2 separate regions of the Homo sapiens genome follow, and region 2 is linked to region 1. Evidence: read pairs that join two places in POLR2A ChIA-PET (ENCODE). Cell type or tissue: Panc1. All regions are shown on one strand. Links, peaks and the distances in the headings refer to the core of each region. The heading gives the core; the rest is flanking DNA.

Region 1 (7,971 bases), core at 2,056-6,055:
CAAGTACTGCACATTTTGTAAGCACTTCATTAAGTTTGTTAGGCCTGATGGAAAATGACAGGCCCTCATAATATGCGTCCTTTATCAAGCACCGATTAAATGCCAGGAGTTTCACTGAATCCTTACAGCAACCCTAAAGGGATGGGTATAGGTCTTCCCAGTTCGTAGAGCAGAAAACAGGGGTTCAGAGAGGTTAGGTGGCTTACCCGAGGTCACACAGCCAGGAACTGGCAGGGTTGGGACTCGCGCTCCAGTCCTGCATCGCCCCAGGTCCCCCCAGCCTGGCACTAAATTTGCTGATTGCAGAGCTAATCGCCAGTTGGTGATTGCCAGCCAGGACTATAACCATCCATGTAAGTAAAGGCATTTAGCTGTTTCACTGCATGCAGAGTTAGGAATTCTCAGGCAGCCCACTGAATGAGGAAAGGGCCTTTCTGTTTCACCTTTCATTGTTTTATCTGCACAACACTTCTGTGAGGTGGGCAAATATAATTAACCCATTTACAAACGAGGAAAGTGGAGAGGTTAGAATGATTCCCTAAAGTCATTCAGTAAGTGAGCGGCACAGCCAAGAATAATAAATAATATTATTTCAGGAGACGCAAACTCAGTGAACCTAAAGGCTTCCTGGTGCTCAGACCATCAGAAGGTGCTTCTGGGCCCTGACCCTTCAAAATCAACACTTCCCCACCACGGCAGAGGTCTAGGTACAACATTTGAAGTCTGGAGTTATTCAAACTGTCCATGTGAGTTCAGACCACCCCCAGGATTTTCTCCCCATTATTATTCTTTTCAGATCATAGCTTGATTAATTTTTCCATCAAGAGAATGGCACTACATATTTTGTAGAGGCAAAAGTAATACAGAATTTGCCTAATGGAATGCTTCCAAGGTTACCGTGAGGATGAATGGACTAGCATTCAAAAAGCACTTCTGAATCCTGGACAGGCTGAAGTGGAGGGCAAGTCTATTGTTATTCATCCTAACAATAGTAATTGATTGCTGGGGAGGGGGGCTTCCCATGATAACCTTTTAATTTTCCTATGAAAAACTGATGGAACAAAAGGTTGCTAGTTCCCGTTGGTGAAAGACAATTCACACCCGCTGGTCTTCAGCCATTCCCTTCAGCCCTTCTCAGCTACATGTTTTCAGATCCTAGTGACCAATATGACTTCCACAACCAGAGTGGAACAACCAGAGTTTCTTTGAACTTCTTTACAGTCTGCAAGCTGCCAGAAGGATCCTATACCTCTGAGACACAGCTGGTTTGATTTTCTTTGAGGGCTCTTCAATATTTTAAAACTGGGAGGGGCCAGGCGTGGTGGCTCATGCCTGTAATTCTGACATTTTGGGAGACTGAGGCGGGAGGATCATTTGAAACCAGGAGTTTGAGACCAGCCTGGGCAACATAGGGAGACCCTGTCTCTATAAAAAATAAAAAATGTAGCCCGGTGTGGTGGTACATACCTATAGTCTCAGTTACTCGGGAGGCTGAGACAGGAGGAGCCCTTGAGCCCAGGAGTTGGAGGCTGCAGTGAGCTATGATAGCGCCACTGCTCTCCAGCCTGGACAACAACAGAGTGAGACCTTGTCTCTAAAACATAAATAAATAAATAAATAAATTAATTAATTAATTAAATTAAAACTTAGAGTGCTGGTTTCTGGAGATGTCCATTTTACAGAGAGGGAAACGGACGGGAGACTTAGGGGCACCTCTTATCCTGGGTCTCCTCACCTTGTTTTCACTGTGTCCCATCTGCCAAAGAAAATATTTGTGTGTCAATCCACCCATGACCTGGTCACTCACTCCCAGGGTGGAAACCTGCCAACCCTGACGATGGTGGCCCCCGAGAGCCACCCTCCCCCGGAGCCTCCGTCTTGGACATGCTTGCTGTTAAAGAGGGTTGGTGACAATCATCTCTTAATTGCAATACCTCCTGTTGGCCTGAATAATAGTTGAAATCTTGTGGGCGCGTTGGCTGGGCATTAGGGGGTGTTTCTGTTGTGCCTCGAGCAAAGGGAGGCTTTATTCACACCAGCATCTGTTCCAGAGAGGTCTGAAAAGCTCAATTAGTCAGCAGAGCATGTTGGAAAAATAAAACCCCGAACTGATGTGTTTGAGGTCATCCCTTGGCTCATTTGAATGTGGGGAGCCAGAACTCCTGACCCTTTACTTCCATTGGCCTCAACTGGTACTTGAAACTCTCTAATCTGAACTCTAATTCTATAAATACCTCCAGTTTTTAAAAATGTATATATATATATATATATATATATTTAGCAAAAAGCTTGAAACCAAGAAACTAGTTAGCCTCTTCTATCTTTGAATTGATTTAATTTCAATTAATAAAGTTGGATTAAGATTGGGGAGCCTAATTCGGATTTGCAGGGGAGAGGGGGCTTACTCTGTGCCCAGCAGAGCCAGGCAGAGTTCTGGCCCCTTTTCTATTTCCTCTGACCAGCAGCTGATTCCTTTGATATCTCATCTTGCATCTTGTCCAAAATAAATGATGGGCGCGATGCAGGTTCCAGTAGCATGGAGAGACCGTCTGCTGGTACCATCTGATTCCTCAGCAGGCAGAGCCACACAGTCCTGGGAGGCAGTGGCCACTGGTGCGGATTTATAGGCTGCAGGTGGGGGATGCTACCTTGCCCTTCACACAGGAAAACAGCCTAGGGAGAGGGCATGCTTTGTACCGCCTCGGGTTCCCGTCCCCAGAACTCATGCCGGGAATTCACCTGGACTGCAGATCCTACAGGAAGCTGCCTGTGTGATGGATTACCACCAACTTGCTGTGTGACCTTGGGCAAGGCACTTTCCCTCTCTGGGCCTAATTTGTCTTACATGTAAACAGAAAGGACATCATCATCATCATCACCATCATCATCATAGTTAATGAGTGCATCCTAGATGATCTCTTAGTATGCTTGCCAAAGAACCTCTGTGGCTGATATTATCATCCTCATTTTACAAACAAGGAGTTGTGACTCAGAGAGGTTAAGTCACTTGCCCGCTTTACAGAGCTAGTAAGTGACATAGCTTCAATTCGGGCTCAGTCCCCCTGACTTCAGATCCTAAGCTTTTAGCCTCCCACATTATAACATCAGGCACTTCTGCACATTCTGTCTGTGAATCCTCAAAGCAACCATATAAGGTCAATGCCATTGTTACCCGCATTTTACAGATGATCAATGGTCTCATAACATTTTTTCCACCTGTGAAGAAAGCTATTATTATTTTTCTTTCTTTCTTTCTCTTTTTTCTTTTGTTTATTTAATTATTTATTTATTTGAGATGAAGTCTTGCTCTGTTGCCCAGGCTGGAGTGCAGTGGCATGATCTCGGCTCACTGCAACCTCTGCCTCCCGAGTTCAAGCAATTCTCCTGCCTCAGCCTCCCAAGTAGCTGGGATAACAGGCACCCACCACCATGCCTGGATAACTTTTATATTTTTAGTAGAGACGGGGTTTCACCATGTTGCCCAGGCTGGTCTTGAACTCCTGACCTCAGGTGGTCCACCCACCTTGGCCTCCCAAAGTGCTGGGATTACAGACATGAGCCACTGTGCCTGGCAAAAGCTATTATTTTTAAGTTCAGGAGAACAGTGACAGGCGTAAGATGAGGAAGGTCAGTGCTCAGCCTTCCTGTTGTCTGAGGGAAAAGGATGGAGCACACGGGATGAAGAGTAGAAGAAAAGCGAAGACGTGACCCTGCAGAGTGCAAACTCCTTGGCCAGGCCCGCAGAGCCCTTTCCAAGCTGCCTCTTGTGCCTCTCCCATATCAGAACGGCCTTTAATTGCTGCAAGCCTAGGCGGTAGGCACTGTTCCCATGAGCGTTTCACAAAGGCAGAGCAGGAGCAGCTAACGAGGTACTCCAGTTTGCAGAGCTCTTATGTGGAGCTGCAGGACTTGAACTTGAGCCTGTCTGAGTCCAAAGCCCTAGCTTTCTATCCCTTTGCCATCTATCCCACCTCCTGGCACTGACCCTGACCTTCTGCTCTGGGCCACTTGGGACCTCCCTGTTCTACAAACACCCGTGCCTTCTGCTGTCCTTGTTTTTCTGTCCAGCACACCCCTTGTCTATTGGTCACATTCCTTTACTGTCATTTGATCAGGGCCAGTTCAGCAATCACTTCTAAAACAGTTTTTCCTATGTATGCCTGTAGTCCTAGCTACTCGGGAGGCTGAGGCGGGAGGATCGCCTGAGCTGAGAAGTTTGAGGCTGCAGTGAGCCGTGATCACAATACTGCACTCCAGTCTAGGCAACAAAGAGAGATCGTATCTCTCTAAAAAAAAAAAGAAAAAAGAAAAAAAAAAGTTTTTCCTAATGCCTCAGGCAGAAGTCACCTCTCCATCTGTGTCTCCAAGCTACAGAAACGACTGTTGGATGACAGTGGTGGCGATCATCATCACCGTTACTATTATAAAATTGTGTGCAGGACGTAGTGCTCAGCGTTAACACAGACCCCATTCGACCCAGTCCCATCAACCCTGTGAAGTGGGCGCTCTGACATCTCCAGCTCACTGATAAGGACACAGTTTCAGAGATGCTAAGTTCCTTTCCAAGGGCCCCTTGGCTAGAAAATGCAGGGCCTGTGCTGCCATCAGCAGGAGGAGGTATGAGGACAGAGGCAAGAGGTTGGAGTGATGCAAGGGAGAAACCAGGAGCCAAAGAATGCTGGCGGCCTCTAGAAGCCGGAAAAGGAAAAGGAGTCCAGGTGTGGTGGCTCAGGCCTGTAATCCCAGCACTTTGGGAGGCTGAGGTAGGCTGATCTCTTGAGGTCAGGGATTCGAGACCAGCCTAGCCAATATGGTGAAACCCTGCCTCAACTAAAAAAAAAAAAAAAGTACAAAAATTATCCAAGCATGGTGGCACATGCTTGTAGTCCCAGCTACTCGGGAGGCTGAGGCACAAGAATTGCTTGAACCCGGGAGGCAGAGGTTGCAGTGACAGAAGGAGTCTCTGTCTCAAAAAAAAAAGAAAAAAAAGGGGGGGAAAGAAAAGGGGTCATCACTGTGTCACCTTCCCCCAGGCCTGGTGTACAGAAAGACTCAGCCTGTGCTTGTTCAGTGGGCACTCATAGGCTGGGCGTTATCGATGTGCATACAGGACTATGAAAAGATTTCATGACTGGGGGAGGTGGCTCACACCTGTAATCTCAGCATTTTGAGGGGCCGAGGTGGGCAGATCACTTGAGGCCAGGAGTTCGAGACCAGCCTGGTCAACATGGTGAAGCCCCATCTCTACTAAAAACAGAGTGGGTGTGGTGACGCGCCTGTAATCTCAGCTACTTGGGAGGCTGAGGCAGGAGAATCACTTGAACCCAGGAGGCAGAGGCTGCAGTAAGCAGAGATCGCGCCACTGCACTCCAGCCTGGGCAAAAGAGCAAGGCTCTGTCTCAAAAATATATATGTATATATTTCCGTTGTCGGGCATGGTGGCTCATGCCTGTAATCCCAGCACTTCGGGAGGCTGAGGTGGGAGGATGGCTTGAGCCCAGGAATTCGAGGTGGCAGTGAATTATGATCACACCACTGTACCCCACCCTGGTCAACAGAGCAAGAGCCCATCTAAAAAAAAAAAAAAAAGGATATCAAGCTCCCGTCCTGGAATGTGAGCTTGTAACCCAGAATCTCCCAGCTCTCAGCCTGGCTTTTCTGACCATCCCTCCAGGTCAGCAGGACTGTCACCCAAGCTCATGCTATATACATCCTATTCCAATGAATGTGGTTCTTTTCTGTCTGGATTATTGTTTCCAATTATTTGTCCATCTCTATGGAAACATTTCTTAAAAATACTGTACATGAACTTGAATTTTTGACCGGCAAGGTCTCTGGAACAGGTCTGTGAGCATGGAGCCGGTTTACACCGAGGGAGGAGGCACCACCCTCCCATCCACCCCTCGGTGACAGACTAAGCAGTGGAAACACATAGCCTCTGGGTGGGGCAGGAAGCCTGAGCTCTGGCCCCAGGCCCACCCTTAACACTCTCTGTGACCTTGGACGAGTCATTTCACACCACCTCCGTGTACTTCCACTTTACTTCCTTACTTGATTTTTGTTTTTCTATAGAGACCGGATCTTGCTATGTTGTCCAGGCTGGTCTCGAATTCCTATACTCACCTAGTCCTCCTGCCTCGACCTCCCAAAGTGCTGGGATTACAGGCATGAGGCACCATGCCCAGCCTACTTCCTTACTTGTAAAGTGAAAGGTTGATCCAAATAATCTCGAATGTTCTTTTCTGCTCAAAATTTGATCTTCTCTACACTCTCCTAGTCAGGAATGTTGTTGCTCTGCCTCCTGAGTGGCCGTGCTGTGCAGCATCTTTTTGCACCCTCTAAGGCTTGAAGAGCTATGAGCAGTTTTTTGAACATAGAATAATAATAACAATAATAATACCAATGAACACTTTCCATCTGATACTCCTCTGCCAAGCACTTTGCCTGTCTTATTTCATTTAATCCTCACTGCCCCAGGGGTAAGCCTTCCCCCTCTACATTCCAGAAAGTCTTTTTCACAGAAGACCTTTGCTTAGAAGGTCTGCCTTTGTTTAACGGAAGACAAACCTTAGTTCTCTTCTTTTTATTTTTTAAATTTTGAGACGAAGTCTCGCTCTGTTGTGCCAGCTGGAGTGTAGTGGCGCCATCTCGGCTCACTGCCACCTCCACCTCTGGGATTCAAGTGATTCTCCTGCCCCAGCCTCCCGAGTAGCTGGGATTACACGTGTGCGCCACCATGCCCAGCTAATTTTTGTATTTTCAGTAGAGACGGGGTTTCTCCACGTTGGCCAGGCTGGTCTTGAACTCCTGAGCTCAAGTGATCCGCCTACCTTGGCCTCCCAAAGTGCTGGGATTACAGGCAGGAGCCACCACGTCCGGCCTTAGGTCTCTTCTTGAGCTGACCCGCTTGGTAGTCTGAGTAGTTTCTGGAGGAGTATCTGGAATGTTCTCCTAGCTTCTTAGAATAGAATCATCCTGGCCGGGTACAGTGACTCACACCTATAATCCCAGCACTTTGGGAGGCCAAGGTAGGTGGATCACCTGAGGTCAGGAGTTCAAGACCAGCCTGACCAACATGGTAAAACCCCATCTCTACTAAAAATACAAAACATTTGCCGGGCACGGTGGTGGGTGCCTGTAATCCCAGCTACCCGGGAGGCTGAGGCAGGAGAATCGCCTGAACCCAGGAGGCAGAGGTTGCAGTGAGCCGAGATAGTGACATTGCACTCCAGCCTGGGCAACAAGAGCGAAACTCAGTCTCAAAAGAAAAAAAAAAGGACAGAATCATCCTTTCAGCCTTTTATGGGAGCTCGCTGTGTACATGCTAATCAATTAGAGCAGTGGTTCTCAACAGGGGGCAGTGTTGCCCCTGTAGGAGGCATTTGGCAATGTCTAGAGGCATTTTTGGTTGTCACATTGGGTGGGGGGTGCTGCTGTCATCTGGCAAGGGCCAGAGACAATGCACAGGACAGCCTGTCCCCCGCAAACAAAGAATCATCATGCTCTAAATGTCATTAGTGCCCAGGTAGAAACTCCTGGGCTGGGGAAGACAGGGGTGTCTGCCTATTTCCCTTTTAGTGTCTTTATTTCAGAATGAGACCAACAGCCAAGCCAATGTCTACAAATAAACAGCCTATGATGATTTCTCCTTCCTGGTTGCAATTGTCCAGACAAAGGAAAGAAAGTAGCCTGTAGCTGGTTCTGAGCCTCCCTGCCTGTTCTGAAGCCTCAGAGGCAGCATTCGCATCTCCAGACAGAGATTTTAGTGGTTGCTGCAGAAGAATCCTCAAAGGCGTTTTCAGCTCCAGTCCCTGGCCACAATTTAAGGATAGAGTCTGCCAACCATTTGTGAGGCTAAGTGGGAGGAGGAGGAAAAGAAAAAAAAGGAGGAAGCCATTTCTTAGCACCCATGGGGCCTAAATAAGAAGCAGTCTTTAAGCGGTTTGACTTTCTTTAAAAATCACTTTTGTA
Region 2 (7,971 bases), core at 2,358-6,357, 410 kb after region 1:
GTTTTGGGGGGGATATATAAAAAAAAGTTAATCATTTTATAATTATGAAGTGTAGTTCCAAAGTCAAATCTACAAAACAAGGCATAAAGAAGTTAATGTTTTGTTATTTAACTTGTAAACAGTGAACTCTGTAGAGAATGCAGATTATTTTAGCGTTTTATCTTCTTTCAGTATGTTTAAATAGAAACAGATACTCAGTTGTATATCAGTGCTTTGGTAACTTTTTAATGCTCTGGATTCCTAGATTTAATAATAAGAGGAGGACAGGTGTTTGAAAAAAAAAGGCTACTTGCTGTTTTTCCTCAACAGCCCTTTGGCTTGCTAATTTTGTATATTGTTACCTTTTTTTCCCCGTCTATAACTTTTCTTTATCCTTCTTCACTGATAGATGTTCATTCATGAAACTGATAGTTCTTAAATGTATTGGTGTAAATAACTTTACTTCTGGCTCACATTTGAAGAAGTATCATTCCTTCACTGGAAGGAATTAGTAACAGTTTGGCTTTGTTAGCTTGTGCTTAAGGTAAGGTTTTAGATGTTCCTATGGTTTGACAGCTTCTGAAATATAATAATACCTAAGTGGATCACCTGAGGTCAGGAGTTCGAGACTAGCCTGGCCAACACGGTGAAACACCGTCTCTACTAAAAATACAGAAATTAGCTGGGTGTGGAGGTGTATGCCTGTAGTCCCAGCTACTTAGGAGGCTGAGGCAGGAGAACTGCTTGAACCCAGGAGGAGGAGGTCGCAGTGAGCCAAGATCACGCCACTGTACTCCAGCCTGGGTGACAGAGTGGGACTCCATCTCAAAAAAAAAAAAAAAAAAAAAAAAGGTAATAATACTTAAGTATCTCTATATCCGCTGAAGTTAATTCCCAAAAGTTTGGTAGGTTTCTTAGTTTTGTCCAATTAATCATTGCCACTTTGTTTTCTTTATACAAAGGAAGCAAAAAAAAAAAAAAAACAAGTTTTTAGTTATGCAGTGCATTGTAAAGTTTTCACAGCAGAAACTGCTGTATTTATATTAAATATATTTTAATGAAGAAGTTAATATGTATGGTTATGATTATCGCAGTGGTGAGGCGGCTTTCATTTCCTCAGAGCGGGAAGTGTTAACTGCTTTCTCAAGCTCCAGGAATGGCAGAAGATAGATCTGAATGAAAGGATAAGGTAGGAAAATAATTGGAATCATTCAAATGGATTAGATTGGTGGCCATTTACCAAAATATACCTTTTTTAATCATTCTGTTTGTAACCCATTTTCTTCTGAATGGACTGATAGCTCAGTTTCTCCCTCCCTCTGGCCAAAAACAGTAGGGAGGAAAAGGACTTAGCTCTTCTTTTTAAAAGACTTTCCTTTTTTTTTTTTTTTTTCTCTTCCTTTGTTTTTTTTTTTTAATGGTAGAACAGTTGAGAAGGTGATTATTGTAGGGAGTGGACCATTGTGCTTCTTTTATGGGGTGGTGAGGGAAGGAATCTTCTAATAAGAACTTATGTCTTTGGTCCCAAGTAGCTGATGAGAAGAGGACTAGTTCTGTTTGAGTCTCATTGAGTGTAAAAAAGCTAGGAAAAACGTTAAAAAAAACACGACTTGAAAAAAATTTGTATTACAGCACCTCTTTTTGAAGTGCCATCTCATTTATCGTGTATTGTTGGAATACATAGTTAACTGGTGTTTTGAAGTGCTTTTGCCATCAGAGCTCCTAGAGCAAATGGATAAGGATAAAATCTGACTTCTCTTTCTCTTTAATAGGCACCGTTTTTGTTCACCATTTTCTGAGTTCTGGTTAGGATTTGGCGACAGTATGAAGATGAATTTGTGTGTCCCAGAAGGCAAGCCACATGAGTAGTTGAGTAAGTAGGAGGCCATGTACAGTTGGAAGAAAGGGTTTATGGTGTTCTAGGTAGCCACCAGAGGAGACAGCAAAGAAGCAGTATTTGTCCCAGCTGTGATCACCACTGACACTACACTGCTGCTTTTTCTTGGCAGCGATATTATTCTTCTTTTATATTAGCCATTTTATAAATTCTGAAAGGGAACACATCTTATTCTTTGCCAATTCTGAAAACTCTGGCCAGGTTAGCTTAAGAAAATAAGATAATAATAATACCTAAGTATCTCTATATCTACAGATAGGGATCTACAGACAAGACAAGGTAGGTTTAGGATAAAGGGCAGGAGCCAGGTCTAGGGAAAACAGTGGGTCAGAACAAGATAGGGGTAGACCAAAGGAGGACACATATAATGGAGAGTGAGATCAAGAATGACCAGATAGCAACTAGAGGAACTTATAGTGGGGAATGAGACAAGGCATTATATTAAAAGTCATGACAGCAAACACCAGAACACATACTAGAAGAAAGGCAGTTGGTGAAAGGTTTATAATTTAGGAATTAGAACATCCATCTACGCTGAAAAATAGGATTGTTGTAAGAATTGCCATGAACTGCCTACAGCATGGGTACTGAGACAGCAAGCAGTCTTTTGCTAGCCAGGAAAGTTCTTACAAGTTCTTCCTGCGTAGTAGCTACTCCTAGCTGATAGCAGTCATGGAATACAGCAATTCAGTTTACGTCTGGCAGCTCCTGACTCCTGAGCAGCTGGTCTGAATCACTGGAGTTTTATGGAAGGCTAGGTTCTGATAAATTTTGTTCTCTCTCAAAGTAGAAAGATTGATAGATTATGGTCCGTAATCTAGAATTTTGTTCTCTCTCAAAAGTAGAAAGAAAATTTTGTTCTCTCTCAAAGTAGAAAGATTGCTAGATTGTGGTTCATGTGCAGAAACTTTGAGTTAGGTTGACTTTTGGAAGCAGATCAGTAGCTATTGTGGTATGCCCACCACTGGCATTTCAAAGAAATGCATATTGAAGCCTTCTGAAAGTCCCACTTTTGCAGATACCATTACGACATGTAATTTTCTTCCATAAAATAAAATTTTTGCTCTGGCTAGCCTATTCACCAAAAATATTTGTGCAATGGGTTTTTATTGTTTCTAACTAAGCATATAGTTAACTGATTCAATTCGTAAGTCTGAGTGATTCCTCGATGACTTTTCACTCTTGTCTTTTTCTTTTTGTGTTTTTTTGAGATGGAGTCTCACTCTATTGCCCAGGCTGGAGTGCAGTGGCGTGATCTCGGCTCACTGCAACCTCTGCCTCCTGGGTTCAAGCAGTTCTCCCTGCCTCAATCTCCTGAGTAGCTGGGACTACAGGCGCCTGCCACCATGCCCGGATAATTTTTGTATATTTAGTAGAGATGGGGTTTCGCCATGTTGGCCAGGCTGGTCTCGAACTCCTGACCTTAGGTGATTTGCCCACTTCGGTCTCCCAAAGTGCTTGGATTACAGGTGTGAGCCACTGCGCCCAGCCTCACTCTTGTCTTTTGTGGTAACTTACACTAGTCTTTCCTTATATGTCTTCACTTTTACCACCAGCTCTAGCACTGGACTGTTTTTTTATTTTTATTTTTATGTTTATTTCAAAAAAAAAAACACAAAACAAAACACCTTTTAAAACAAAAGCTTCAGAAAAGTTACTGTTTCTAGCATCAAGTAGAGAAAAATAAACACCACCACAAAGTGATGATATTACATGTACAGAATGTTACAAGTTTAAGGCCTATTTATTTTGTAAACATTTGCAAGCCTTTTATAAGCAAAACTTGTAAAACCGAATCTTACATGGAACCCTCATATAGAAAACTGTTAACATTCCTGCCTGAAGATGGTGTGGAGACATTTGTCTTGAGGTCTCTGAGGCACTTTGATGAAACTCGAGAGTTCAGAGGAATACAGTTTGAAGAACGCTGATTTAATTTGGTCCCGCTGTTTTTGTAGATGAGGAAATTCAGACTAAAAGGTCCAGTGTTGGTTTCTGTGGCAAGCAAGCATAAAATAAATCTGAAAAGTTTTAGCAAAGCCCATTCATCTGCCTTCCAGGTATTGAGTTCTGGTAAGAACAGGAGTGCTTTTGTAAAACTTTGTGATTTCTCTTGTATTCTTCATTTGCCAGATTTTCTTACATTTTTGAGATTCTTCTAACTTTGCATTTTCTCCTAAGCCTTTTGTGAGAAGCAGTTTTTAATTTTTCTGAAGCCTTATTGAATAGAAAGACTTGAGTGAATCTGTGGGGAGACGCTGACCGTGAAGAACCCCAGAGGCTGTCAGGGGAAGAAGGTTAAGGGTTGGTGGATTTTAGAGAGAGGGGAGTTCCTTGTGCATCACAGCCACAGGAGATTTAAAAATGCGTAAGCCGAGGCATGGGGCAATGAAGTAACTTGCTCAGTGTCATACAGCTTGGTGGTGATGCAGTTAGAATTGCAATTCTAACTGATCTCTAATAAGGCTGTGCTTTTTCAACCATTTCCATTGTACTCTCTTGCCTCTAACTGTTGTCTGGATAGCTATAATATTTGAGTAGATACAGTGTTATATTTCTCAAGTTGATGACATTTCATCCTTAAATTCAAGACTTAGGTCCTATAAATTGGTGTTTTTCTTTATCTTTTAAAAAATCTTAAGCTCTGTAAAATGATTCTGCTTTGAACGAAGGGTACTTATATCTGCCAAAATCATTATTGAGCTTCTCTAGTCATTTATTTTCTTGAAATTGAAATGAAACTTTCTGAACACAGCCTTACTGAATATGGATTTCAGAGCCATAATAATGCTTCTTGCCTCTGCAGATTCTGAATTGATCTGAGTTTGGCAGTGAATTATGTATGTGTTATTTCAGGAATTTTGCACATGCCCTGCTTTAAACCACTGATTATTTTTGTAAAATGCTGTTGTGTGGATTTGGCTCATTCCATTGACGCTGAACTCATCAGATGGCTATATTGTCTTCTAGGAATGTGACTTGAATTGATTAAATGGCATAGGCAGCAACATCTGTTTTGTAAAGCTAGTTTAGTTTCCTAAAACTTTAAATTTTCAAATTTACAGCTTACAAAGAGAATGAAGCATATTTCTTTAATGCCATAAAAAGACTTTCATGGAGTTTTGATGATAGCTTGTTTTAACCTTGCCCTTAACCTAATTCTTTTTAGAACTTATTTTCTTACTGTATTATATTGCTCATTTTCAAGAAAAAGACATATTTGTAATGTTGGAAACTTTATAGTCTTATATGGATGGCTCTTAGGTTTTTCAGATCATTCATCCATTTGAAGACCTGCAGAAAGCTTTGGATGGTCTCCTAGAAAAAAAAGCACCCATACACGTGCTCCTAAAACTCTGTACAATTGTGGGAGGTAAAGCTCACCTGTACAGATCCCCCTGAAGCCTCCTGCCTCCTTGATGTCCTTTGCTTCACATGTGTTATTAAATGCATTAATAATGCTGCTGACTGTGCACATAAGTTACCTTTCTTTATACACAGCTTATAGATTTGTTGAATATTTGGATCACCATTTTTAAAAATCAAATGTTTTATGATGTTGATCTACATGTGTCATTTTTATTTCTCGGGGTTAATGTCTATTTTTATTCTTTTTCTCTCATCCTTGTAATTTCTTTTTTAGTTAAGGAAATGTATCCATCTCAGGGTTTCTTCATTTATTATTACAACCCTTATTTGGATGGACTTAATGACCAAAATTTATATGGTATTACAGTACATAGGCTTACCTGATCTAATCTTGTAGAAGACTTTTCTTGTATACTTCTTCGTGTAACATTTTCAAATAATATTTTCAATTTGGGATAGAGGACTTTAAAGAAAGTTAAGACTTGGGTAAAGATAGATACTCTCATATGACAACCCATGGGGGCTTTTTAAAATTATACTAGTGGATGTGTATTTTTATATTCAGTTGATCCTAGTCTTTGTACAGTCAGTTTTCTTTTACAATCTGGAATTTTGCCCATGGTTTCAAGGCCAGCATGGGTATTTACTAAGTAATCTTGAGGATGACTGTTCTTCTTTTGTAACCTGCTCTCTCCAGATCTGATCTGTATCTGTTTTAACCCAGAAGATGTGCCCTTTTGCTTACACCATCCCTCTTGTTTTAAGTTAAAAAGACAAAAGCTACCCGATCTACTATGTCATAGGAATTATTATGATATTCTCTACCTCTCTAGCCCTGTATTAAAAAAATCTAACTTGCTGCGTAGTGCTTTTATTTTATAAACTATTTTTAATCATTAAAAAATTCAAATTTATTGATTAAAATATAAATTGAGGCACAGTGAGTCTTTGAAGTCTTTGAAGTGTGCTTAGTATAGACTTAGTGTACTACTGCTGGTTTCATGCACCAGAACGCTTTGATTATTGTGTTTTTTCTCTCCTTGTGGGGTGTAGGCTCATTGAGGACAGTTTACGTACATATTCTTCTGTTAGCACTTTTAACATAGTCCCTGTCAAGTAATTCAACAATAGTTGAACAATTGCTAATTGAATGAATTCTGAAAGTTTCACAAATTAGACCTGAAAGGAAAGATTATTTTTCTCACCTGTTTTTCTTGAAGTTTCAAATTATTTTGAACTACAAATGGTATTTCACTAGTAAGTGTGAAAATTTATTGTGAATATAATTAATGTCTTGCAATGTGTGATGAGAAAGGTGGCTATAGTACACTAGATTGTTAACATTGTACAAAGTACAAAAGTTCTTTGGAAATGTTGAATGACTGCAGTGTGGCCATTATTACTTTTTTCCTGGGGTAAGAAGGAAATGCGATAATTAAAAAAAAGGCAGGGGATTGGTAGTACTTTATTAAAGAAATCTTATGTTGCTAAGATAATTTAGTCATGTAATTTTTTAAAAAACAGGCTATTTAAAATAATGTTTGCTTTTTCCTTCTTCTTCTCCTTTTTTTTTTTTTTTTGAAAAGCATCCTCCTGCCTTGGCCATCCAGAGTGCTAGGATTACAGGCATGAGCCATGGCGCCCGGACTTTTCCTCCTTTTATTTCAACCATGACAATGTATTTTGGCTCTCTGCTGATTTAAATTATATTTCGTGGAAAACAGTATGACGTCCAAAATGCTCATATAACCTTGAACTTGAAATTATTTTCCTGAGAAAATTTGTCCTTCTGACTGATGCTCTTTAGTGTATAAAGGTATTAGTTGTAATTGATTGGCTTCTTAAATGTTGGAAGTATGGTGTTAAGGCAGATAGATTTCTTTATTTCTTGAGGGGTGGAGATTAGATTTTGATACTGGACCAAAAAATGATTTTTCCTGATATAGGTTTGAATTAAAAAAAAAAAGTAGCATTTAAAAAGTATGGATTCCTGGTCTTAAAATTTGATGACTGTTTAACCAAATGGGAACTGTTTTTCTGAAAGTGCTTTAGGGCAATCAGTGCTAATGCTTTTACATGCTTACTGAAAGTAGAAACCTAGGCATTTGATCAGAGTATTTTCTAAGAGATAGAAAATGTTTAAAAGTCAGATGATAAGCTTGCATAAGCCTCAAGGGTGACACAATTTAGTATTCCTAAATAAGGACTTAGTGTTTCTTGCAGATGAGGATATTGCAATAGGAAGCTATTTGACATAAAAATAAAGTGTGCGTGAAGTGTGCTGTATCACTTTTGTGTAAACTCTCTTTTTGATTTTCTTAAGCAGAAATGGCTGAGATTGGGTTTACATAGTCTCTTAAAATCAAAGCTTGCTTTACTGCATAGAATAAAATGTGTTTCTCTGACTGACTAGTACTGTATAAAATAGCCTACCTCTCTCATGCAAAAACTGATATTGGACAGAAGATGGAAGAGACAAGATAAAAAAAATGGGACCAGAATGGAAAGGGAATCACAGAGGTGGCTAGTATTAGATTCCCAGAGCAAGGAGAAAGAACAAGCAAATAAGAACATGGTAACTTTTTCTCTAAATGGGTCAGATAGTAACCTCTACTTTATAGTCCCTAATCAGTGTGCCCACCTGTAGACATAGAAACTTTAGTGGTTCCTAGGGGCAGAGAGGGTGGGAATCAGGCCTTAAAGAGAGGCAGCAGGAGACATTAACT

Evidence for each region. ChIA-PET counts read pairs that join two places held together with the same protein. Peaks named below come from ENCODE experiments on the same cell type or tissue, not always from the same donor. Only the 100,000 strongest peaks of a DNase experiment are listed, where the experiment ranks them.
Region 2: POLR2A ChIA-PET joins it to region 1 with 7 read pairs; 1 of 35 experiments calls an interaction of 5 or more read pairs at or near these places.

What each region holds. Positions count from the first base shown.
Region 1 is chr12:116,609,315-116,617,285 of GRCh38, reverse strand. No RefSeq gene overlaps it. Among named protein-coding and RNA genes, the nearest start is that of LINC03088, 48 kb to the left of the region's middle. In Panc1, for the core only: no CTCF peak of the experiment used is centred there; no DNase peak of the experiment used is centred there; H3K27ac peaks cover 44 bases.
Region 2 is chr12:116,198,934-116,206,904 of GRCh38, reverse strand. The region is part of intron 2 of MED13L (mediator complex subunit 13L); the gene reads left to right. Among named protein-coding and RNA genes, the nearest start is that of MIR620, 54 kb to the right of the region's middle. In Panc1, for the core only: no CTCF peak of the experiment used is centred there; no DNase peak of the experiment used is centred there; H3K27ac peaks cover 386 bases.